Linked DNA regions of Homo sapiens: region 2 is linked to region 1. Evidence: chromatin loops called from intact Hi-C (ENCODE). Cell type or tissue: endothelial cell of umbilical vein. All regions are shown on one strand. Each heading gives the region's core, and the rest is flanking DNA. Links, peaks and the distances in the headings are about the cores only.

The links. Hi-C counts contacts between places; a loop is a spot of excess contacts. Peaks named below come from ENCODE experiments on the same cell type or tissue, not always from the same donor. Only the 100,000 strongest peaks of a DNase experiment are listed, where the experiment ranks them.
Region 2: a loop joins it to region 1, with 13 times the contacts of the local background. A loop is called at or near these places in 8 of 110 quality-filtered maps.

Annotation. Positions count from the first base shown.
Region 1 is chr5:177,106,293-177,121,857 of GRCh38, forward strand. No RefSeq gene overlaps it. Among named protein-coding and RNA genes, the nearest start is that of NSD1, 20 kb to the right of the region's middle. RefSeq lists an enhancer at 3,942-4,441. In endothelial cell of umbilical vein, for the core only: CTCF peaks have their summits at 5,751 (motif pointing left) and 7,766; DNase peaks (open chromatin) are centred at 5,719, 7,799 and 10,719.
Region 2 is chr5:177,273,902-177,281,901 of GRCh38, forward strand. It overlaps NSD1 (nuclear receptor binding SET domain protein 1), which reads left to right. Exons shown (of 23, transcript NM_022455.5): 18 at 6,664-6,933. Among named protein-coding and RNA genes, the nearest start is that of RAB24, 26 kb to the right of the region's middle. In endothelial cell of umbilical vein, for the core only: no CTCF peak of the experiment used is centred there; a DNase peak (open chromatin) is centred at 3,140.

The DNA.
Region 1 (15,565 bases), core at 3,879-11,878:
GTTGGTTCCCTTCCCAGGAGGGGAAGTAGGTGGCTGGGGTGAGGGCAGGAAAGGACCTTACACTGTATATGCCTTTGTTTCCTTTGATTTTTGTACCTGGTACATGTATTACCTATCACAAAGAGGAAAAATGTTTCCAAAAAGAGAAATGAAAAGAGGCTGGGCACAGTGACTCACACCTGTAATCCCAGCACTTTGGGAGGCCAAGGCGGGAGGATCACGAGGTTAGGAGATCAAGACCATCTTGGCCAACATGGTGAAACCCTGTCTATACTAAAAATACAAAACTTACCTGAGTGTGGTGGCACGTGCCTGTAATCCCAGCTACTCAGGAGGCTGAGGCAGGAGAATCGCTTGAACCCAGGAGGCGGAGATTGCAGTGAGCTGAGATTACGCCACTGCACTCCAGCCTGGTGACAGAGCGAGAGACTCCGTCTCAAAAAAAAAAAGGCTGGGCGCGGTGGCTCACGCCTGTAATCCCAGCACTTTGGGAGGCCGAGGTGGGTGGATCACGAGGTCAGGAGATCGAGACCATCCTGGCTAACACGGTGAAACGCTGTCTCTACTAAAAATACAAAAAATTAGCCGGGCGTGGTGGCGGGCGCCTGTAGTCCCAGCTACTCAGGAGGCTGAGGCAGGAGAATGGTGTGAACCCGGGAGGCGGAGCTTGCAGTGAGCCGAGATCGCGCCACTGCACTCCAGCCTGGGTGACAGATCAGACTCCATCTCAAAAAAAAAAAAAAAAGAGAGAGAGAAAAATGAAAAGAAAAAAACATTAAGGAAGAAAAGTATTCCCTCTGGGTACAGAACAGTTGCCAGAGCTGCCTGGCCCAAAGCTTCGGCCACCCCAGAGCCAGTTCACAAACTCCAGGGCCCAGTACCCTCCTAGGCAGTCACATTCAGGCCAAACCATCCTGCTGCCCACGTCACACAGCAGCCCAAGCCCAAATAGAGAACCACCTGACACAGCCTGAATGGGTCCCTGACCACTGCCAAGCTCCTTACTCGCCCCTCCCCTGTCTAGCCTCCAGCCCCATGACCTTTCTGTGTCTCCCTTGTCCCAAGCCCACTAGCACCCCAGGGCATTTGCACTGGCCACTATCTTCACCTGGCTCTTCTGGCTCTCAGAATAAAAGTCAGCTCCTAAGATTGGCCTCCCCTGATCACCCTGGCCAAAGTCCTCTCTCTGTTATTCCATATTTTAGACGTTTGTTTTCTTTGCGATGATCTTATTTGTTCACTCTTTACTGGCTCCCACCAAAAGGTGAGCTCTGAGAAGCCAAGGGCTGCGCCGCCAATGTCTACAATGGTGTCTGCCTAATAGTCCGTGCTCCATAGACGTTCATGGAAAAAAGACATGTTGAATAAATTTCCCAAATTCAGAATTCAAATCCCAGGCTGCTGAGCTGATCTCAGAGAGGCTCCAAAAAACTCTCAGGACCTGAGACAATGCTCCCAAAATATCCATGTTGCCTCCTGAGGGGACTGCAACCATGAGCCCCAGAGTGTCTGTAGGGGGTCCGGCAACCCCTTCTCATCCTCTGACCCGGTGGCCCAGCCCTGATGTCAGGATGGAGTCGCAGGGACAGCTCGGGACTGTTACTGCCCTTGAGGGACCTCCAGGCTGGGGGTGTCTGCTTATAAACCAGGATTCCCCAATACTGTGTGGGGGACAACATGGGAGACAAGGGACCAATATCTAAGGAACTCCTGCAACTCCGAAAGAAGACGGGCACCTCGAAACACAAATAAGGACAGTGTGCAACCAGGTAATTGACTGAGGAGGAGACCCAGAGGCTAAGAAGCACTGGAGGAGATCTGGAGACTCGAGAATAATCTTAGGTGTGCTCTCACTTCCTACCTACCAGACTGGCAAGTGAGAAAGTCAGAGAATGGGCCGGGCGCGGTGGCTCACACCTGTAATCCCGGCACTTTGGGAGGCCGAGGCGGGCATATCGCGAGGTCAGGAGATCGAGACCATCCTGGCTGACAGTGAAACCCCATCTCTACTAAAAATACAAAAAATTAGCCGGGCGCGGTGGCGGGCGCCTGTAGTCCCAGCTACTCGGGAGGCTGAGGCAGGAGAATCGCTTGAACTCAGGAGGCAGAGGTTGCAGTGAGCTGAGATTGCACCATTGCACTCCAGCCTGGGCAACACGAGCAAAACTCGGTATTTAAAAAAAAAAAAAAAAAAAAAAAAAAAAAAAGGCCGGGCATGGTGGCTCACACCTGTAATCCCAGCACTTTGGGATGCCAAGGCAGGCAGATCACCTGAGGTCAGGATTTCGAGACCAGCCTGGGCAACATGGTGAAACCCCGTCTCCACTAAAAGTACAAAAATTAGCCAGGCATGGTGACTCAAGCCTGTAATCCCAGCATTTTGGGAGGCCAAGGAGGGCAGATCACGAGGTCAGGAGTTCAAGACCAGCCTGACCAGTAGGGTGAAACCCCGTCTCTACTAAAAATACAAAAATTAACCAGGCATGGTGGTGCACACCTGTAATCTCAGCTACTCAGGAGGCTGAGGCAGGAGAATGGCGTGAACCCAGGAGGCGGAGCTTGCAGTGAGCTGAGATCGTCCCACTGCACTCCAGCCTGGGTGACAGAGAGAGACTCCGTCTCAAAAAAAAAAAAAAAAAAAAGCTGGAGAACTCCAGGTGCTGGCAAGGAGACGAGAGGCTCTCCTGGACTGGGGGCTGAAGCTGTCCCAGCGAAGTCTAGGAGCATTCAGCTAAGTATATACACACATGCCCTATGACCTGGAAATGTTGCCCTGAACATATAACTGCCCCCAAACACACACACACACACACACACACACACACACACACACACACAACACACAGAGATCCTCCCATGTGACCGTGTGGGGAAGGCAGGAGGAGGGGTTGGATCCAGCCTGGGGTTCCTCACTGGAAGGCGGATCAGCAGAATGTGTGGAGGACCCGGTGGACACAGAGCCACATGGGGGACTTAGAAATCTCGTGCTGAGAGGCAAGAGGAAGAAATGGAATGAGATCTAAAGCACAAAGCCACTTGCACGAAATGATGACACGGAAAACACACATTTTCCAAGAACGCACACACAAAACTATTAGCACGACTGTCTGGGGGGCAGGGTGATAAGAATGGAGAATGAGGCCTGGCGTAGTGTCTCACGCCTGTAATCCCAGCACTTTGGGAGGCCGAGGCGGATGGATCTCGAGATCAGGAGATCAAAACCATTTTGGCCAACATGGTGAAACCCTGTCTCTACTAAAAATACAAAAATTAGCCGGGCGTGGTGGCACGCGCCTGTAATCCCAGCTACTCCGGAGGCTGAGGCAGGAGAATTGCTGGAACCCGGGAGGCAGAGGTTGCAGTGAGCTGAGATTGTGCCATTGCACTCCAGCCTGGGCAACAAGAGCAAAACTCTGTATTAGAAGAAAAAAAAAAAAGAACGAAGCACTGAGCACTGACCAGATAGAGGAAGGCGTGCAGGGGTGTGGAGTTGTGGAGTGTTGGGAATTGAAAGGCTCAGTAAATCAAGAAATGTTTACTGGGCACCTACCATAGGCCAGGTACTCTTCTAGTCACTGGGTATACCCAGTGAAGACAGACCTGGCCCCTGCCCTGAGGAGTTTCGTATCTACAAATGGAGACAGATATTCAACAAACACCCAGGAAAATGCTGACTGTAATGAAACGCAGAGCTCTGAAGGTCAACAGCCTGCAGCTGTGAGTGCTGACGGTGGGGACTGATCCTGGCCGGCTCCGGCTCCGGCTCCGGCTCCGGGAAGGGTTCCCTGAGGGAATGATGTTTGAGTTGAAGGAGGAGAGCCTTGGCCTTGTGAAGAGTGGGAGGAAATGCATTCCAGGCAGACAGAATGGTCTCTGCAAAGGTCTGGAGGCAGGCAGGTGCAGGGCGAAGGTGAGGGCATCCGATCCAGCTCCGTGGACAGAGCACAAGAGTGAGGGGGAACACGGTGCCAGATGAGGCCAAACCCAGGGGGCCTCGTAGGCTGTGGGTTTATCCTAAGGCAAGTGACAAGACAGGAAAGCAAGGGGCTGGTGCAGATGGGCAGGCAGTGGAGGGGATTGTTGCAGCGCCTGGCTAGACTCAGAGCCGGGAACCGGAACAGCCCCCCAAAGTACATGTGTGGCCTCCCAAGAAGACAGAAGTAAGAGCCCCAGAGCATCCACAGAGTGACCATCCACGCTGTCTCCCACTCTCTGGTCTGGGGCCAGCAGCGCCTCTGCACAGCTACATTCTGAGGCTCCCAGCTTGGCCAAGGGGATAGAGAAAAGTGGAAGGCCAGATGCAGAATAAGAGGATTTGCTAGGCCAGGCATGGCATTTCACGCCTGAAATCCCAGCATTTTGGGAGGCTGAGGCGGGAGAATGACTTGAGGCCAGGAGTTCAGGACCAGTCTGGGCAACACAGTGAGACCCTGTCTCTACAAAAAAAATAAAACAATTAGCCGAGTGCGAGAACACGTGCCTGTAGTCCCAGCTACTTGGGAGGCTGAGGTGGTAGGATCACTCTTACAGAGAGAACAGTCTCTGCTTGGAATAGTCCAAGCTCCTTAACACGCAGAGGAGGCCTTCAGGATCTGGCCCAGTAGGTTGCAGTGAGCTACGATATTGAGTCTCTGCACTCCAGCCTGGAACACAGAGCAAGCTCCTGTCTGAAATAAATAAATAAATAAATAAATAAATAAATAAATAAATAAAAGGGAGGCCGGGCACAGTGGTTCATGCCTGTAATCCCAGCACTTTGGGAGGCTGAGGCGGGCAGATCACCTGAGGTCAGGAGTTTGAGATGAGCCTGGCCAACACAGTGAAACCCTGTCTCTACTAAAAATACAAAAATTAGCTGGGTGTGGGTGGGCTACTAGGTAGCCCAGCTACTCGGGAGGCTGAGGCAGGAGAATCGCTTGAGCCCAGGAGGTGGAGGTTGCAGTGAGCCGAGATCATGCCACTGCACTCCAGCCTGGATGACAGAGCAAGACTCCCTCTCAAAAACAAAATAAAAATAAAAATAAAAGGGGGCTGGGCGCAGTGGCTCACACCTGTAATCCCAGCACTTTGGGAGACTGAGGCGGGGGATCACAAGGTCAGGAGCTCAAGACCAGCCTGGCCAAGATGGTGAAACCCCGTCTCTACTAAAAATACAAAAAATTAGCTGGGCGTGGTGGCGGGCGCCTGTAGTCCCAGCTACTTGGGAGACTGAGGCAGAGAATTGCTTGAACCTGGGAGGCGGAGGTTGCAGTGAGCCAAGATCGCACCACTGCACTCCAGCCTGGGTGACAGAGCGAGACTCTGTCTCAAAAAAAACCCAGAAAATAAATAAATAAATAATAATAAAAGGGGACTGGCTGATGGGGGGTGGGAGGGTGAAGGAGGTGATGGAGAACCTGGAGATGGGAAAGGACAGAAAGTTGAGTGAACAGGTGGCATCAGTGTGTTTCAGGGGCCTGAGGAGGGACCACAAGGGGGTGGACAGGGCAGATGATGATGAAAATGTCGCCAGACCAACACACTGTGCCTGACCGTGAAACAAACAACAGGAAGCCAGCAGCATCCCAATTTCACTATCCTTGTGCCTTTCACCCCAACTCTTCCCAGCCCCTTCCACGTCCATCCCTTGGCCTCGTCCTCTCCTTTCCTCCTCCATCTCTTTTTTTCTCTCTGGTCTGTCTGCCCTGTGAGGGGTCTCCAGGTAGAAGGAAGAGTTGGAGGGGACATGGTGGGGCGTTGTTGCCACCTGCTGGCAGCCACAGGAAGTGCATACTCCAGCCTGGTGCATGGTGCAAGCCTGAGCTGGGGACCCCGAGTCTTCCCCTGCTGGTGGTGATCGGGTGATTCCTGAAGGACCCTGGCTGGTGGTGATCGGGTGATTCCTAGACCCTGGCTCTAGGCACTGTGTTTTTCAGAACGATGCTGATAAGCCACTCTCCACCTTACTCAAGGGAATCGCTGATGGACAAAACCATAATTGCCCCTGCTCAAACCCTTCCCCATCCTCAGGCGTTGGTCCAAGCTCCATAATACGCTTAATAGGAGACCTTCATGATCTGGCCTTGGCCTCAGGCACAGCATCTTGTTCTCATTAGTTTCAGTGCCTTCCCCAGTGCACAGGACCTTTGCACCTGCCCTCTCTTCCTAGAACAGTCTCCCCGCTTCTGGTTTTCCAAACTCCTCCTCCTCTTTCGGGGTTCCAATTCCCCACCTCCCTGGAAGAGAGCTTCTAGCACCTCCACATTAAGCAGGGAGGATGAGCATCTCAAGCCATGGGAACAGCATGCGCGAAGGCCCAAGATGCTTCAAGGGGTTGGAAGAGGGCCAAAGGCCTGAGAGGGTGACGGGGTTGGCAGGGCTGTGGCAACAGGTACCATGGTCCTGGGTGATGGGTTGAGTCCCTGGTGAACAGTGGAAGGTCAAGGTTTTCAGTAGCAGCAGACATGGTCAGATATGTGTTTGGAAGGGCCCACGTAAGGTTGCCAAGTGCAAAAGGCACTGACAAGGCAAAAGTGGGTTTGGGGGCAACAGGTGGGGGCTGCATAGGAGAGAGATGGTGGGGGCTTGGATCCTTGAGCCCCCCACTTCCTGCTGGCTGGGTCCTGAGCTGGGGCTCCCAGTCCTGTCTCCAGTCTTTCTGGGCTAGACAGGGGCAGCCCTGCAAGGTGCCAGCCTAATTCCTCTGCCTGACCTCCCTGAGGGGACTCTAGCGTACCCTGGTGTGCTCCACACCGGCCCTGGCTGCCTCCTCTGATAGCCCCACCCCACATGCATACCTCTTATACCCTCGTGTTAGGCACCCACATGCTGCCTGCCTCTCTGAGCCAGCCCCTATGGCCTGTGGGAGCTGCCCTCCCATTCTACAGAGGAGGAAGCTTAGCCTCACAGCTGGGAAATAAGCTGAGAGCAGTAGGGAGGGGATTTGAACCTGGGTCTGTCTGCCCTCCCCACCATACTAGGCAGCCTAACAGTTACAGGCAGGACTCTGTCACATCCAGTGACTACATGACTTTGGGTGGACAGCTTTACCTTTCCCTGCCTCATTGTACTCTTCTGCAAAACGGGGACAATCGTAGTAATTGGCCCAGTGAGGTTTGTGAAGAGTAGGTAGAATGAATCCCCACAAGGCTCCAGCACAGCACCGGGCACACAGCAGGCACTCATCAATGGTTGCTTTTTCCATGAATACTATCTCGGGAACTGAACATGCTCACCGGGGAAATGCGCTTCATTTCAGTCAGGGAGAAAACAAAAGGAGCTCCAGGAGGACCAAGAAGGGAGGATAAAGTAGGGAGAATGGCTTGGGGAAGGTCTGGGCTAAGTCACTCTGAGTTCCAAGTACAGAGCAGGTGTTCAGGGCGCCAGCTGTGAGGAGCCTTGAATGCCACACTGAGAAGTCAACAAAAGTTCTAGAGCCAGAGAAGGCACCACCAGTACCCTAAGCCCAGGGGTAGGCTGCTCACTCCCCCAGAGATGACAGCACTGTAGGCAGTGGAAGAGGATGCTGGCAGCAGGGGCCCATCTCAGTCTTCATTGCACTCCATAGCCAGGCGCCTGTGGTCCCAGCTACTCGGGAGGCTGAGGCACGAGAATCGCTTGAACCCGGGAGGCGGAGGTTGCAGTGGAGCCGAGATCGCGCCACTGCACTCCAGCCTGTGCAACAGAGATAGACCTTGTCTCAAAAAACAACAACAACAAACTCCACAGTCCAGATAACGTTTTCCTGGGCCTGAGAACCTTCCCCATGCAATTCCCCAGCTAGTCACACGGTGGCGACAGTGCACCATGAGCCCTCTGCTTCTCCCTCCCTTTCAGCCAAAGCAAAAGCCAAACACCAATGTTTTCTAGATGCCTCTAAGAGATGGAGGGAGATTTAGGGAGAGATCTAAGGAGTCTCCTTTAGTCCATTCATATCCCCTGCCTATAGGTGAAAATGATGACTCACAGAAGTCAATTCATACCCCGAAGATCACCCAACCAGGTTTTGTTATTTTGTTTTTGTTTTTGTGTGTGAGATAAGAGTCTTGCTCTGTCACCCAGGCTGGAGCACAGTGGTGCAATCTCAGATCACTGCAACCTCTGCCTCTGGGGTTCATGCAATTCTCCTGCCTCAGCTTAGTGAGTAGTAGCTGAGATTACAGGCACGCACCACCATGCCCAGCTAACTTTTGTATTTTTAGTAGAGACGGGGTTTTGCCATCTTGGCCAGGCTGGTCTTGAACTCCTGGCCTCAAAAGATCCGCTGGCCTCGGCCTCCCAAAGTGCTGGGATTACAGGTGTGAGCCACCACGTGCGGCCTCCAACCAAGTTTTGAACCCTGGTCTGTGCGTCTCCCAGGACAGCTGCAGCAGCTGCCTGTCCTAGGCCATCAGTCCTGGTTCAGCCTCCCGCCCCCATCACTGGGCAGTGCTGCCTTTGCTGAGCTGACAGATCAGAGGTCTGCCCTGGGAGTGGACAAGGGCAAAGACTTTCACTTTTGCTTTCTACTTCTGAAGTTTAGGTCACTTATGTAGCTTTTGCACTGTGGGTGAGGCGCTGGGATAGTTCCTATCGCTGGGGAAGAGCTTGTCTGAGGGACGACGCCTCGGTGTTCCCACAGTTTCCCTCCCCCATCCCAGCCAAGGCTCCCAAGACTGAATTCCCCGGCCCTCCTAGCTTCTAAAGAGGAAGAGAGCTAACTTTGATGGAGGACTTCCTCTGTGCCGTGTACTATGCCGGACATCCTTTCTGCATGCATTCAGTACAGAGTAATGAAGTACACACTGTGTGCTTGTCACAATAGACAGCACTACAAGCTCTTGCATGCAGCAATAAAGAAATATTTATTAATGGTAACTTGTGTGCTGGGCGAGGTGGCTCACACCTGCAATCCCAGCACTTTGAGAGGCTGAGGCGGGCGGATCACATGAAATCTGGAGTTTGAGACCAGACTGGCAAACATGGCGAAACCCCATCTCTACTAAAAATACAAAAAGATTATCCAGGCATGGTGGCACACACCTGTAATCCCAGCTAGCTACTAGGGAGGCTGAGACAGGAGAATCGCTTGAACCTGGGAGGCGGAGGTTGCAGTGAGCCAAGATGGCGCCACTGCACTCCAGCCTGGGCGATGGAGTGACTTTCTTAAAAAAGCAAAACAAAACAAAAAACACCTAATGTTGGCCGGACGTGGTGGCTCATACCTGTAACCCCAACACTTTGGGAGGCCAAAGCGGGCGGATCACTTGAGGTCAAGAGTTCGAGACCAGCCTGGCCAACATGGTGAAACCCCATCTCTACTAAAAATACAAAAATTAGTGGGGTGTGGTGGCGCACATCTGTAATTCCAGCTACTAGGGGCGCTGAGGCAGGAGAATTGCTTGAACCCGGGAGGTGGAGGTTGCAGTGAGCCGAGATCAGGTCACTGCCCTCCAGCCTGGGCGATAGATCGAGAATTTGTCTTAAAAAAAAAAAAAAAAAAAAGGCCAGGCACGGTGGCTCACGCCTGTAATCCCAACACTTTGGGAGGCCGAGGTAGGCGGATCACAAGGTCAGGAGTCCGAGACCAGCCTGGCCAACATGGTGAAACCCCCGTCTCTACTTAAAAAATACAAAAATTAGCCGGGCATGGTGGCGTGCGCCTGTAATCCCAGCTACTCGGGATGCTGAGGCAGGAGAATCGCTTGAAACCGGGAGGCGCAGGTTGCAGTGAGCCGATTTCGCGCCACTGCACTCCAGCCTGAGCGACAGAGCGAGACTTCAACTGAAAAAAATATGTCTGTATATAAAGATATAGATATTTACTATAAATAAGCACACAGCTTAATACATATTTATTGAATGAATGGCTTATGTTGAGCCTGAGTTGTCTGTGAGATTCCCAGGTAGTGAATTTGGGGCTGTGGGACAAATCTAGGCTAGATTGAGGCCCCAGCATTGCTGGCATCTAGGGAATGCACGTGCTGAGTGGATGACGATCCCTCGTGGAAACTGGGTGAATAATAAGCAAATGGGCCTGGGATGGGGCACTGCGACACCTTTGTTTGTCAGGCAGGGAAAAGGGGAGACATGCCCATGACATGGAGGCATAGAGAAGGGTTTGTGAGAATTAGGAGGGATCAGGTAGGAGTGGGATGGCCTGGAAACCTGGTTGGTTCAAGTAGGGTAAAGAGTCAAATGCTTCTCAGAGTAAAGCAGCAAAGATGGTGAAACGTCACCGGATTTGGCTACAGCGGCACTACTGGTGATCTGAAGCCAGGGTGCAGTGGGATCAGGAGGAAGATGAGGAAGAGGGGACAGGACAGTGGAGGGAAGGAGAAGCAGAGCCTGGTTGCAGGGTAGTTGACATTTTTCTCGGCCGTTTGTGGGCTGCCGGGAAGGAGCAAGAAGACAGGAAAGGGTTGGCGCTCCAGAGGCGAGAGAGGAGAAAGGGACACAAAAACCCATGGAAGCAATAGGGCGGGACTCAAAGCCCACGAGGAGGGCCGGCCCAGTTGTTCTCTGTCTCGTTTTCTAAGCGCTGCGGCAGGGCTGGTGGTGAATTCAGATAAACAGGCACAAAGGGCCAGTGGGGTCGCTAGCAAGATCTGGGACACGCTGAAAGTTAATAGGAATTGGCTGCCCTTTGCCGGCGCAACCCAACGTACAAAGATGATCTTTTCTGAGGCTCCACCGCCGCAGAGCCCTTCGCGCGGCCCACGGCACCAGCCGCCGCTGATTGGCCCGTGGCAGCCACCTGACCGAACGGACCAATAGGAGGCGTTCTCCCAGGAATGCGGCCCGCGTGTGGCCGGGAGCGGAAGCCCGACCTGAGTGCGGCAGGGCCCAGAGGCTGTGCTGGCCACGTGCACCCGGCTGGATTCCGCGGGCGCCGAACTGGGAGTGTGGAGCCGGGTCTCCCACTACCCTGTTCCGCCGGCCGAGGGAGTTGGGGAGGCCGCCTGTCCCAGACGCCCGGACCCTGTGTCCTTCTGATAAATTCCCCCTTTTTCTCTCGCTGGCTTCTGGGGCCATGTCCTTTTTACCCCCTCTGGTCCAAAGTAGTGTTTTAGGAGATTTGGAAGCAAGCAGAACCAAGTTGAAATTACTTGCTCCGCTGGGCGCGGTGGCTCACACCTGCAATCTCAGCACTTTGGGAGGTCTAGGCGGGCGGATTGCTTTAGCTCAGGAGTTTGAGACCAGCCTGGGCAACATGGCGAAACCGCGTCTCCACTAAAAAATACAAAAGTTAGCCGGGCGTGGTGGCGCGTGCCTTTACTTCCAGTTACCCTGGAGGCCGAGGTGAGGGGATCACTTGAGCCCGGGCCTTCTAGGGTGCAGTGAGCGGTGATGGCGCCACTGCACTCCAGCCTGAGCGACAGACTCCGTCTCAAACAAACAAAAATTAGCCGGGGATGGGGATGGCGGTGCGCGCCTGTGGTCCCAGCTACTCCGGTGGCCGAGGAGGGAGGATCACTTGAGCAAGAGTGGGCAGGCTGTGGTGAGCCGAGATCACGCCACAGCGCTCCAGGCTGGTCGAAAAAGTGAGGCCTTGCCTCAAAAATAAATAAATAAATAAATAAATAAATGCTGGGCATGGTGGCTCACTCCTGTAATCCCAAATAAATGCCGGGCCGGGTGGCTCATGCCTGTAATCCCAGCACTGTGGGAGTCCAAGGCGGGCAGATTGCTTGAGCTCAGGAGTTTGAGGCCAGCCTGCGCAACATGGCAAAACCCGTCTCTACCAAAAAATACAAAAATTAGCAGAGCGTGGTGGCGTGTGCCTGTGGTCCCAGATACTCGGGAGGCTGAGGCGGGAGGATCGCTTGAGCCCAGAAGGCAGAGATAGCAGTGAGCTGAGATCACACCACTGCACTCCAGCCTGGGTGACGGGGCAAGACCCTGTTTCAAAAAAAGAAAAGAAAGAAAAATTACTTGCTTACCATGTGACCTAGGACAAGTGTTTAACTTCACTGAACCTCAGATACCTCTTCTGGAAAATGGGACTACTAATACCTACTTCAGTATCTTTGTGAAGATTGTAAAGTCTCGTACCTGGCACACTGTGAGCTCCCAAAACACGTTGGTAACAGTTTTTATGATTGTGGATAGTCCTACCTTAGAGGAAGTCACAATCTCATCACACACGGCCTTGTACTAAGGCTTTTTCTTCCTACTGCCCCTTACTAGAATGTACACTGCTTGTTAACAACAGTGTAACCATATGACTTTTGAGTCTTCCAATTCCACAGTCCCTTCACTTGGTCTAACAAGGGGAAATTTAAGCTATACAGGAACAGTAGTAGGACAGGACATGAAACCATGGGATTTACATCAGGAAAGACACCAGCAATAAGGTGGGAATGTTTATAACACAACAGGGAGGTACTGAAACACATCTTGCTAGAAGGCTGCCATGCACCAACTTTGTGTGAACCTCGCTAAAATAGTAATCGTGATTACAATCATTGGAGGACTTGCCAGGTGCCAGATACTGTTCTAAACTTACATATTACCTCTCAACAATCCCACTTTAGGCTGGGCATGGTGGTTCACACCTGCAATCCCAGCACTTTGGGAGGCCGAGGCGGGTGAATCACCAGCCTGGCCAACATGGCTAAACGCCGTCTCTACTAAAAATACAAAAATTAGCTAGGCATGGTGGTGCACATCTGTAATCCCAGCTACTCAGGAGACTGAGGCAGGAGAATCCTTTGAACCTGGGAGGTGGAGGTTGCAGTGAGATTGTGCCACTGCCCTCCAGCCTGAGCAACAGAGTGAGACTCCATCTCAATAAAAGAAAAAGAAGAAGAAGAAAAAAAAAGAAAATCCCACTTTACAGAGCGATCACAGAGGCACAGAGAAGTTCTCGGTAACTTACCCAAGGTCACTATTAAGTGGCAGAGCTGGGGGTTCAAATCAGGCCTTGTGGGCCAGCGTCTGTGCTCATAACTTCACAGTGTGCTGCCTCTCCAACACCAGCTCAGGCAATGGGCACTCTAAAGACCCACCACAGCCAGGCACGGTGGCTCAGCCTGTAATCCCAACACTTTAGGAGACCGAGGCAGGCGGATCACAAGGTCAGGAAATCGAGACCATCCTGGCCAACATGGTGAAACCCCATCTCTACTAAAAAGTACAAAAATTAGCTGGGCATGGTGGCAGCTGCCTGTAATCCCAGCCACTTGGGAGGCTAAGGCAGGAGAATCGCTTGAACCCAGGAGGCAGAGGTTGCAGTGAGCCAAGACCAAGCCATTGCACTCCAGCCTAGGCAACAGGAGGGAGACTCCATCTTAAAAAAAAAAAAAATAGGCCAGGCACGGTGGCTCACGCCTGTAATCCCAGCACTTTGGGAGGCTGAGGCAGGCAGATCACCTGAGGTCAGCAGTTCAAGACCAGCCTGGCCAACATGGTGGAACCCCTTCCCTACTACAAATACAAAAACTAGCCAGGCGTGGCTGGGCATGGTGGCTTACATCTATCATCCTAACACTCTGGGAGGCCCAGAGTGTCAGGTGAGTGGATTGCCTGAGTTCAGGAGTTCAAGATCAGCCTGGGCAACATGGTGAAATCCTGTCTCTACTAAAATACAAAAAAATTAGTCGGACATGGTGATGTGTGCCTGTAATCCCAGCTACTCAGGAGGCTGAGGCAGGAGAATTGCTTGAACCCAGGAGGCGGAGGTTGCAGTGAGCTGAGATCATGCCACTGCACCCCAGCCTAGGCGACAGAGCGAGACCCCCAAACAAAAAAACATAAGGTTGGGGACTTTCTAGATTATAAGATACTTAAGAGATACAAGGACTGCCCGGGCATGGTGGCTCAATACCAGCACTTTGGGAGGCCGAGGGGGGGTGGATCACTTGAGGTCAGGAGTTCAAGACCAGCCTGCCCAACATGGCAAAACCCCGTCTCTACTAAAAATACAAAAGTTAGCCGGGCATGGTGGTGTGTGCCTGTAATCCCAGCTACTCAGGAGGCTGAGGCAAGAGAATCGCTTGAACTCGGGAGGTGGAGGTTGCAGTTGGCCCAGATTGTGCCACTGCACTCCAGTTTGGGCAACAAGAGCAAAATTCCATCTCAAAAAAAAAAAAAAAAAGAGATACAAGGACCAGTGTATGATCCATCTACCAAAGACATTTTAGGGAAATTTGAATATGGAAAAGGCATTAGACTGAAGCAAATTATTGTTAGGTGGTATTGTGGTTATGTAGAAAACTGTTCTCCTTTTTGGAGAAGTTTACTAAGTGTTGTAGGTGAGAAGTATTAGGATTTCTGCAACTCAATTTGAAATGCCTTCGAAAAAAGTCTACCAAGCAAATATGCAAAATGTTAACGCATATTGAGTCCAGGTCTTTTTTGTTTTCTTTTTCTTTTTTTTTTTTTTTTTTGAGATGGAGTATCGCTCTTGTTGCCCAGGCTGGAGTGCAATGGCGCAATCTCGGTTTACGGCAACCTCAGCCTTCAGGGTTCAAGCAATTCTCCTGCCTCAGTCTCCCGAGTAGCTGGGATTACAGGCATGCGCCACCATGCCCAGCTAATTTTGTATTTTTAGTAGAGACGGGATTTCTCTATGTTGGTCAGGCTGGTCGCGAACTCCCAACCTCAGATGATCCGCCCACTTAGGCCTCCCAAAGTGCTGGGATTACAGGCGTGAGCCACTGCACCCAGCCATTATTTTTCTTTTTTACTTTTCTGTTTTTGTCTTTTTTTTTTTTTTTTAAGACAAAGTCTTGATCTATCGCCCAGGCTGGAGGGCAGTGACCTGATCTCGGCTCACTGCAACCTCCACCTCCCCGGGTTCAAGCAGTTCTCCTGCCTCAGCCTCCCAAGTAGGTGGGATTACAGGTGCATGCCACCACACCTGGCTAATTTTTGTTTCTTCATTTGTTTTTTGGGATGGAGTTTTGCTCTGTCGCCCAGGCTGGAATGCAGTGGTACAATCTCGGCTCACTGCAACCTCCACCTCCCGGGTTGAAGCCATCCTCCTGCCTCAGCCTCCCCAGGAGTTCAAATTACAGGCACAGACCACCGCACCCAGCTAATTTCTGTATTTTTAGTACAGACAAGATTTCACCATGTTGGCCAGGCTGGTCTTGAACTCCCGACCTCAGGTTATCCTCCTGCCTTGGCCTACCAAAGTGCTGGGATTACAGGCGTTAGCCACCAAGCTTGGCTAGTTTTTGTATTTTTATTAGAGATGGGGATTCGTCATGTTGGCCAGGCTAGTCTCGAATTCCTGGCCTTAGGCAATCCACCCACTTGGGCCTCCCAAAGTGTTGGGATTACAGGCGTGAGCCACCACGCCTGGCCTTTTCTGTATGTGTTTAAGATATCGCCAGGCGTGGTGGGAGGCCAAGGTGGGTGGATCACTTGAGGTCAGGAGTTCGAGAGCAGCCTGGCCAACATGGTGAATCTCCACTTCTGCTAAAAATACAAAAATTAGCCGGGTGTGGTGGCACACACCTGTAATCCCAGCTACTCGGGAGGCTGAGACATGAGAATCGCTTGAACCTGGGAGGCGGAGGTTGCAGTGAGCCGAGGTCGCGCCACTGCACTCCAGCCTGAGTGACAGAGTGAGACTCTGTCTCAAAAAAAAAAAGTACAT
Region 2 (8,000 bases), core at 1-8,000, 160 kb after region 1:
AGCTTAAAAGAAGATCAGAAATAGCCGGGCACGGTGGCTCACGCTTGTAATCCCAGCACTTTGGGAGGCCGAGGCGGGCGGATCACCTGAAGTCAGGAGTTTGAGACCAGCCTGGCCAGGCAGGTGCCTGTAATTCCAGCTACTTGGGAGGCTGAGGCTGGAGAATTGCTTGAACCCGGGAGGCAGAGGTTGCAGTGAGCCGAGATCGTGCCACTACACTCAAGCCTGGGCGACAGAGTAAGACTCCGTCTCCAAAAAAAAGAAGAAAAAAAGAAACAAGTACCAGAACACCATTCCTAGCGCATTGCCAGGATTCCCAGTGTCAGGAGAATTGATTTTAGGTGGACCTAACCTTTAACCTACCTAGTGAAATAGTCATCACCATTATCATCTGGGTCCAGTGGAGCCTTTGTATTTTAAACATTTTTATGTCATTTATATGAATAATTGACAGACATAAAAATAAAGAGACAGTGGAGAACAAATGTATTAGAAATTTTAGTGTTATGTTGTTGCTAAAATAATTGCAGTTTTATCATTACTTTTAATGGCAAACCTCAATTACTTTTGCACCAACCTAATATTTACTAAATCCTTTTTACAAACCTCTTTTTATCAGATAAGTTAGTTGCGATGCTCAAATATCATAAAACATGAAAGAATATTGTTAGGCCTGTTGAGAAAAGGAGATTACCCAGGTTGTTCTTGTAAAACATCTTTGATGGCATTGTTCCTGGATGAGAATACCCTATTTCTTTTTTGTTCTTAGAAATGCATTATTTGTTCACTTATCCTTTGTGTGTGTGTGTGTGTGTGTGTGTGTGTGTTGTTTTTTTGTTTGTTTGTTTTTGAGATGGAGTCTCCCCCTGTCTCCTAGGCTGGAGTGCAGTGGTGCAATCTTGGCTCACTGCAACATCCATCTCCCAGGTTCAAGCAAGTCTTCTGCCGCAGCCTCCCGAGTAGCTGGGATTACAGGCGCACACCACTATATGCGGCTAATTTTTGTATTTTTAGTAGAGACGGGGTTTCGCCGTGTTGGCCAGGCTGGTCTCGAACTCCTGACCTCAAGTGATTCACCCGCCACAGCCTCCCAAAGTGCTGGGATTACAGGCATGAGCCACCACGCCCGGCTGTGTGTTTCCAAAGACTGATAATCTGAGATGCTACTTGGAGACTAATTTGACCACCATCTTGAGAATCTAGTATGTTTAAGTTTGTCTCAAATATTGGATCGAGCATAGTTAAACTGAAAAACTTTCGTTGTTTGTCAGAAATTCAGATTGAACTAGATGACTTGGATTTTTATTTGCTAAATCTGATAACCCTACCGAAATCAGACCTTCAAGATCGTGTCTCCAGTGTTTTATACTTGCTTTTTTATTTTTAAACTCCTTTCCTCAGGTGTAGTAGACGGTCTTTTATACTTTTTTTAAACGACAATGCAGTACTTTGGGTAATGCCGTAAGAAATCTAAAGTGTGACAGTTTCAGTATTTCATCGTGCTTATATGTGATTCCATTGTGCTTCCCTTGTCTTTTTTTTTTTTTTTTTTTTTTTTTTGAGATGGAGTCGCCCAGGATGGAGTGCAGTGGCACGATCTTGGCTCACTGCAAGCTCTGCCTCCCGGGTTCAAGCCATTCTCCTGCCTCAGCCTCCCGAGTAGCTGGGACTACAGGCGCCCGCCACCACACCGGGCTAATTTTTTGTATTTTTAGTAGAGATGGGGTTTCACCATGTTAGCCAGGATGGTCTCGATCTCCTGACCTCGTGATCGGCCTGCCTTAGCCTCCCAAAGTGCTGGGATTACAGGCGTGAGCCACTGCGCCCGGCCTCCCTTTTCTTATTATTTCTGTCTTCTTTAGCATAGTTGTGAATTATTGATGAGTTAGTAATAATGTGTAATGATGAATTAGTAAGTTGTTACAAGATAGAGGAAAAGTAAGAACACTAAAATTCCATACCGTGTCTTAGATTTAGTCTGATGGACTTACATGGTATTTACAAGACAGAATCAGTTTTGTTCTTTGTTTGTTCCTTTGAGACAGGGTCTCCCTCTGTGACCCAGGCTAGAGTGCATTGCTGCAATTTTGGCTCACTGCAACCTCCGCTTCGTGGGCGCAAGTGATTCTCCTGCCTCCTGCCTCAGTCTCCTAAGTAGCTGGGATTACAGACATGAGCCACCAACGCCTGGCTAATTTTGGTATTTTTTGTAGAGTTGGGGTTTCACCATGTTGCCCAGGCTGGTCCTGAACTCCTCAGCTCAAAGCAATCCACCCACCTCAACCTCCCAAAGAACTGGGATTACAGGCGTGAGCTACGACACTTGGCCTGAATTTTATTCTTTTAAATAAGTATATTTTCTTTTTGAACTTTGGAAGACCTCTAAAAAGGGATAAAAGTCATAAACACTGCTTCTGAAGTCTTTTTTTTTTTTTCCCCCTGAGACAGAGTCTCACTCTGTTGCCCAGGCTGGGGTGCAGTGGCGTGGTCTCAGCTCACTGCAACCTCCATCTCCTGGATTCAGCCCACTCTCCTGCCTCAGCCTCCTGAGTAGCTGGGACTACAGGCATTGTGCCACCACACCTGGCTAATTTTTGTGTTTTTAGTAGAGATGGGGTTTCACCATGTTAGCCAGGCTGGTCTTGAACTCCTGACCTCAGGTGATCTGCCCGCCTCGGTCTCCCAAAGTTGAGCCTCCCACGGTGAGCCACTGTGCCAGGCCCAGTTTTTTTTGCTTTTTTCTCCCCCCCTTTATTAGAGATGATGATTTCACTATGTTGCCTAGGCCGATCTCCTGGCCTCAGGTTGTCTTCCCACGTTGGCCTCCCAAATTACTGGGATTATAGGCATGAGCTGCCACTCCTGGCCTTTAAATTGTTACTTTAAATGTCATAAAATATCCATACCAAGATTAGATTAAAAAAAGAACAAAACGAAAAAAGTCATAAACTGTTAATCCTTACAAATGATTACAACTTCTGAAATTAAGAATTTCAAAACCTATAATTGGATCTAAATGAGTCTCACAATGTATGTGAAAATATATTCTTGGAACATAGTCGTTAGGCCTCAGAAATGGAAAATAATTCTATTCACATAGTCCTGAGGGTCAGATAACAGCAAGGTAGGCATTTTAGAGTTAACATATTAACCATATTGAGCTACTGAGAGAGCAGTTTCCTGTGAGTGATCTCATCAAGAACTTAGAGGCCAACTTCTTTACTCCATTTTTTTTTTTTTTTTTAATAAACATTTCCAGGAAAAGGATCTAGAGCAGGCATTGGCAAACTATGGTTCATGGGCAAATGTGGTCTACTGCCTATTCTTGTAATACTCTTGAACTACAGGTTGTTTTTGTATTTTTTAGTGATTGGCAAAAAAGAGATTTTGTGACACATAAAGATGATATGAAATTCAACTTTCAATCAGTATCCAGAAAATTTTATTGGAATACAGGCATGCTTCTTCATTTACATATTACATATGGCTGCTTTTATATTACAGTGGCAGAGTCGAGCTACATGTGGAGATCTATGGCCTGCAAAGCCTGAAGTGTTTACTTTCTGACCCTTTACAGAAAAAGTTACTTAACTCCTGATCTATAGTGAGATTTACTTAGAATTACATATCCATGTCTTTGTTCTTAACCATGTGGGATTTGTTTTGGTTTGCTTTTGGTTTACGATGTGATAAGTACAAAACTTATTTTTGGATTAATAACAGGTTAGATCAGTTGATAAGAAACAATGATTAAAACATATATTTTCCAGCCTGGGCAACATAGCAAAACCCAGTCTCTACAAAAAATACAAAGAAAAAAAAAAATTTGGGGTGCCTGTTGTCCCAGCTACCTGAATCACCTGAGCCTGGAAAGTCAACGCTGCAGTGAGCTGTGATTGCACTACTGCACTCCAGTCTGGGGGACAGAGTAAGACCCTGTCTCAAAACAAAAACAAATATATATTTGTAGAGAGAAAAGAAGTAGCATGAACCTTTATGTGTATTTGGGAAGGGTTCAAGTAAAAATATTTCGAATCAGAAGTGAATGTTCAAATGCCCTATTCAGGACTTGTAGTCTTGGGTGACTGAGATTAGCTGTTGTTGTCTGTCCCCTTAGAATTTGCCTTAGACATTGTAAGCCTTATGCCTTATGGCTTCCAGTTGCATGTGTTGGGGATATTTCTCCATTAGCAAGAAGTTTCCAAACCTTACCAGTGTTTTGATGAATCTAGGAACAGATCTGGCAGTGAGACCTACATCCATTTTCCCCACGGACAGCATCTTGCTGGAGTGTCTTGCAGGTCTATACGATCCTCCCACTGCAGCTTCCTGAGTAGCTGGAACCTCAAGCACTTGCCACCATGCCCGGCTAAGCTTTATAATTTTTTTGTAGACATAGGGTTTCATTGTGTTGCCTGGTCTGGTCTTGAACTTCTGGGCTCAAACAATCCTCCAGTCTCAGCCTCCGAAAGTGCTGGGATTACAGATGTGAGCCACTGCACCTGGCCTCCTCCTGTTAAATGTTGATAGAAAAATGGTTTGATGGCAGCATATATCCAGATTGTAGATTTCATAATATTAAAGGGGAGTGGGCAAATAATAAAATGCAAGAAATGAAAGCATTTGAAAATTTAGAGGACAGAAATGACTTTTAAGTAAGTGATTTTAGGTGTACTGGAATGAGTAATCTAGAATATTTGATATGAGAGAAACAATCATAAGGGCATTATATAAGAAAGGAAGAAAGAATTTAATATGTCTACCATGTTTAAGAGGCAGCTAGGTGCTGTACTATACATATATTTCTTATTCTTACAATAGTCTTGCAAGTAATTTATTCAAAATCACACAGTTCCTGAACAGTCAAAATTTTTTGTGCGGTTTGTGTCTTAGAAGACTAAATTTGACTGTTCCCACTGAAATAATATGAAATGAGGGGAGATACATTCTCATGCACAAATCCATTATTGTACTGGAACATCTATTGTCTTTCCTTATTGTTGCTAGTATTTGTTAAAACCTCTACATTAATGGCTTTGGTGTCACAATAACTGTTTGACCTTCATGTTTTAACTCACCAAACTTTCACTGTGTTTTTGAGCACTAGCACCACTTCTAAATTAATCCATGAGTGACATTGCTATAGTCCTTTTAAAAGATTTTAAATTATAAGCTGGGTGTGGTGATACCTGCCTGTAGTCCCAACTACTTGTGAGGCTGATGCAGGAAGCATAGAGGAACTCAAATTACACACAGATGATTTCATGCCATTTATTTGCCACTTAAGAACAGTGCTTTTGCCAGGTGTGGTGGCTCACACCTATAATCCCAGCACTTTCAGAGACCGAGGCGGGCAGATCACCTGAGGTCAGGAGATCACAAGGTCAGGAGATCGAGACCAGCCTGGCCAACATAGTGAAACTCCATCTTTCCTAAAAATACAAAAATTAGCCGGGCTTGGTGGTGTGTGCCTATAGTCCCAGCTACCTGGGAGGCTGAGGCAGTAGAATGGCTAGAACCCAGGAGGCAGAGGTTGCAGTCAGCCAAGATCCCGCCACTGCACTGCAGCCTGGGCAACAGAGCTAGACTCCCTCTCAAAAAAAGGAAGGAAGAATAATGCCTATTTTTTTGTAGCAGCAAATGTGACACCAACATGTGGCAATAGCAGAAACCTAGTTTATAGTTCACCTGGCTTATCAGCTTTGAAAATTTTTTTTTTTTTTTTTTTTTTTTTTTTGAGACGGAGTCTCGCCCTGTCACCCAGGCTGGAGTGCAGTCACGCGATCTCTGCAAGCTCCGCTGCCTCCCAGTTTCACACCATTCTCCTGCCTCAGCCTCCTGAGTAGCTGGGACTACAGGTGCCCGCCACCACGCCTGGCTAATTTTTTTGTATTTTGAGTAGAGACGGGGTTTCACCGTGTTAGCCAGGATGGTCTTGATTTCCTGACCTCGTGATCCACCTGCCTCGGCCTCCCAAAGTGCTGGGATTACAGGTGTGAGCCACCAGGCGCGGCTGAAATTATTTTTTAAAATGAATTTCAAAAAAATTTTTAAAGTTCATATTTTATTTTATTTTATTTTATTTTATTTTATTTTATTTTATTTTATTTTATTTTTTGTGACCGAGAGACCGAGTCTCACTCTGTTGCCCAGGCTGGAGTGCAGTGGCACGACCTAGGCTCACTGCAAGCTCAGCCTCCCAAGTAGCTGGGACTACAGGCGCCCACCACCACACCTGTCTAATTTTTTGTATTTTTAGTAGAGACGGGGTTTCACCGTGTTAGCCAGGATGGTCTCAATCTCCTGACCTCGTAATCCACCTGCCTCGGCCTCCCAAAGTGCTGGGATTACAGGCGTGAGCCACCGTACCTGGCTCGTATTTTATTTTTTTGAGATGGAATCTCAACATATCGGCCAGGCTGGAGTGCAGTGGTGAAATCTTGTCTCACTGCAACCTCCGCCTCCTGGGTTCAAGCAATTCTTGTGGAGTTCATATTTTGTATGTCAAGTGAGGCTCTGTTTTTATATGAAACTAAGTGTTGATAGTTCAAAATCATGGGAAATGTGGCTGCAACTTCAAGGAAAAAAAGTTTGCCTTTTTCAGGACGTGAATTGTCTTCTGCTGACTTGTTTTATGCGGTGTACTTTGTGTTACTTTTCCAGGTAAACCGTCCTATTGGCAGGGTACAGATCTTCACTGCAGACTTATCTGAAATACCCCGTTGCAACTGTAAAGCTACTGATGAGAACCCCTGTGGGATAGACTCTGAATGCATCAACCGCATGCTGCTCTATGAGTGCCACCCCACAGTGTGTCCTGCCGGAGGGCGCTGTCAAAACCAGTGCTTTTCCAAGCGCCAATATCCAGAGGTTGAAATTTTCCGCACATTACAGCGGGGTTGGGGTCTACGGACAAAAACAGATATTAAAAAGGTTAGAAAAAGCTAAATTACCATATACTTTCTCCTCTTTGCAGTTGCTTGATATCATTGATCCTTGACATTAGAAAATTCATCATAGAAGAAAATAACACAGTTAATAATTAACCTTATTGTTGTGTCTTGCCATATCCTTCTACCGTTTAGAGGCTTACGAATGGATGGTTTTGATCTCCCAAGTCCTTTGTATTGATCATGGTCACTGTGTAGGAGGTTGGAAAAAATGGGACATTCATAGAGATGCTATGGCTTTGTTTGCTTTTTTGTGAATATCCTACAGCTGGTAATTAAGAGAGATGACAGTGAGCACATGATACAGAGACATTGATCCACCTACTAATAAAACATTTTTAGTGAGGAAAAAACAGGTCTGGCTTCATGAAACATGAAGGATAAGAAGGTTAAGCCTTATTGGATGAAAATGCAGTCATGTCTTCAACTTAAAACTTGGCAGGATCTCTAAGTTTCTAATAAATAAATAATATTGTATAGTCTTTTTTTTTTTTTTAATAAAATAAGCCTTATTCTGGTTACATTTTCTGAAGAATTTTATTGGTTTCCAGGAAATGTAGTGTATATGGGTTGGCGTTTAGTCATTTGCTAAGTAGTTATTTTTATATTTACTGTATGTGCCAGGTATTGTGCTGGGGATGCACTAACCAAGACGAGAGATATGGCCTATACTTTCATAAAATTTACATTTCGGAGGGAGAGAAATATTGAACAAATCATCTCCCAGTGTGAAAGTATAAAGGGCTCTAGAGATGTGTGACAAAGGAACTGAAACTAGTTTGTCTCTGATGATATTATATTTTATTTTATTTATTTTTTGAGAGAGGGTCTCACTCTGTCGCCCAAACTGGAGCGCACTGGTGCCATCTCCGCTCACTGCAACCTTCAACTTCCAGGCTCAAGTGATCCTCCCATCTCAGCCTCCTGAGTAGCAGGGACTACAGGCTCGCATCACCACGCCTGGCTAATTTTTGTATTTTTTGTGGAGGTGAGGTCTAACCATGTTGCCCAGGCTGGACTTAAACTCCTGGGCTCAAATTATCCTCCCAG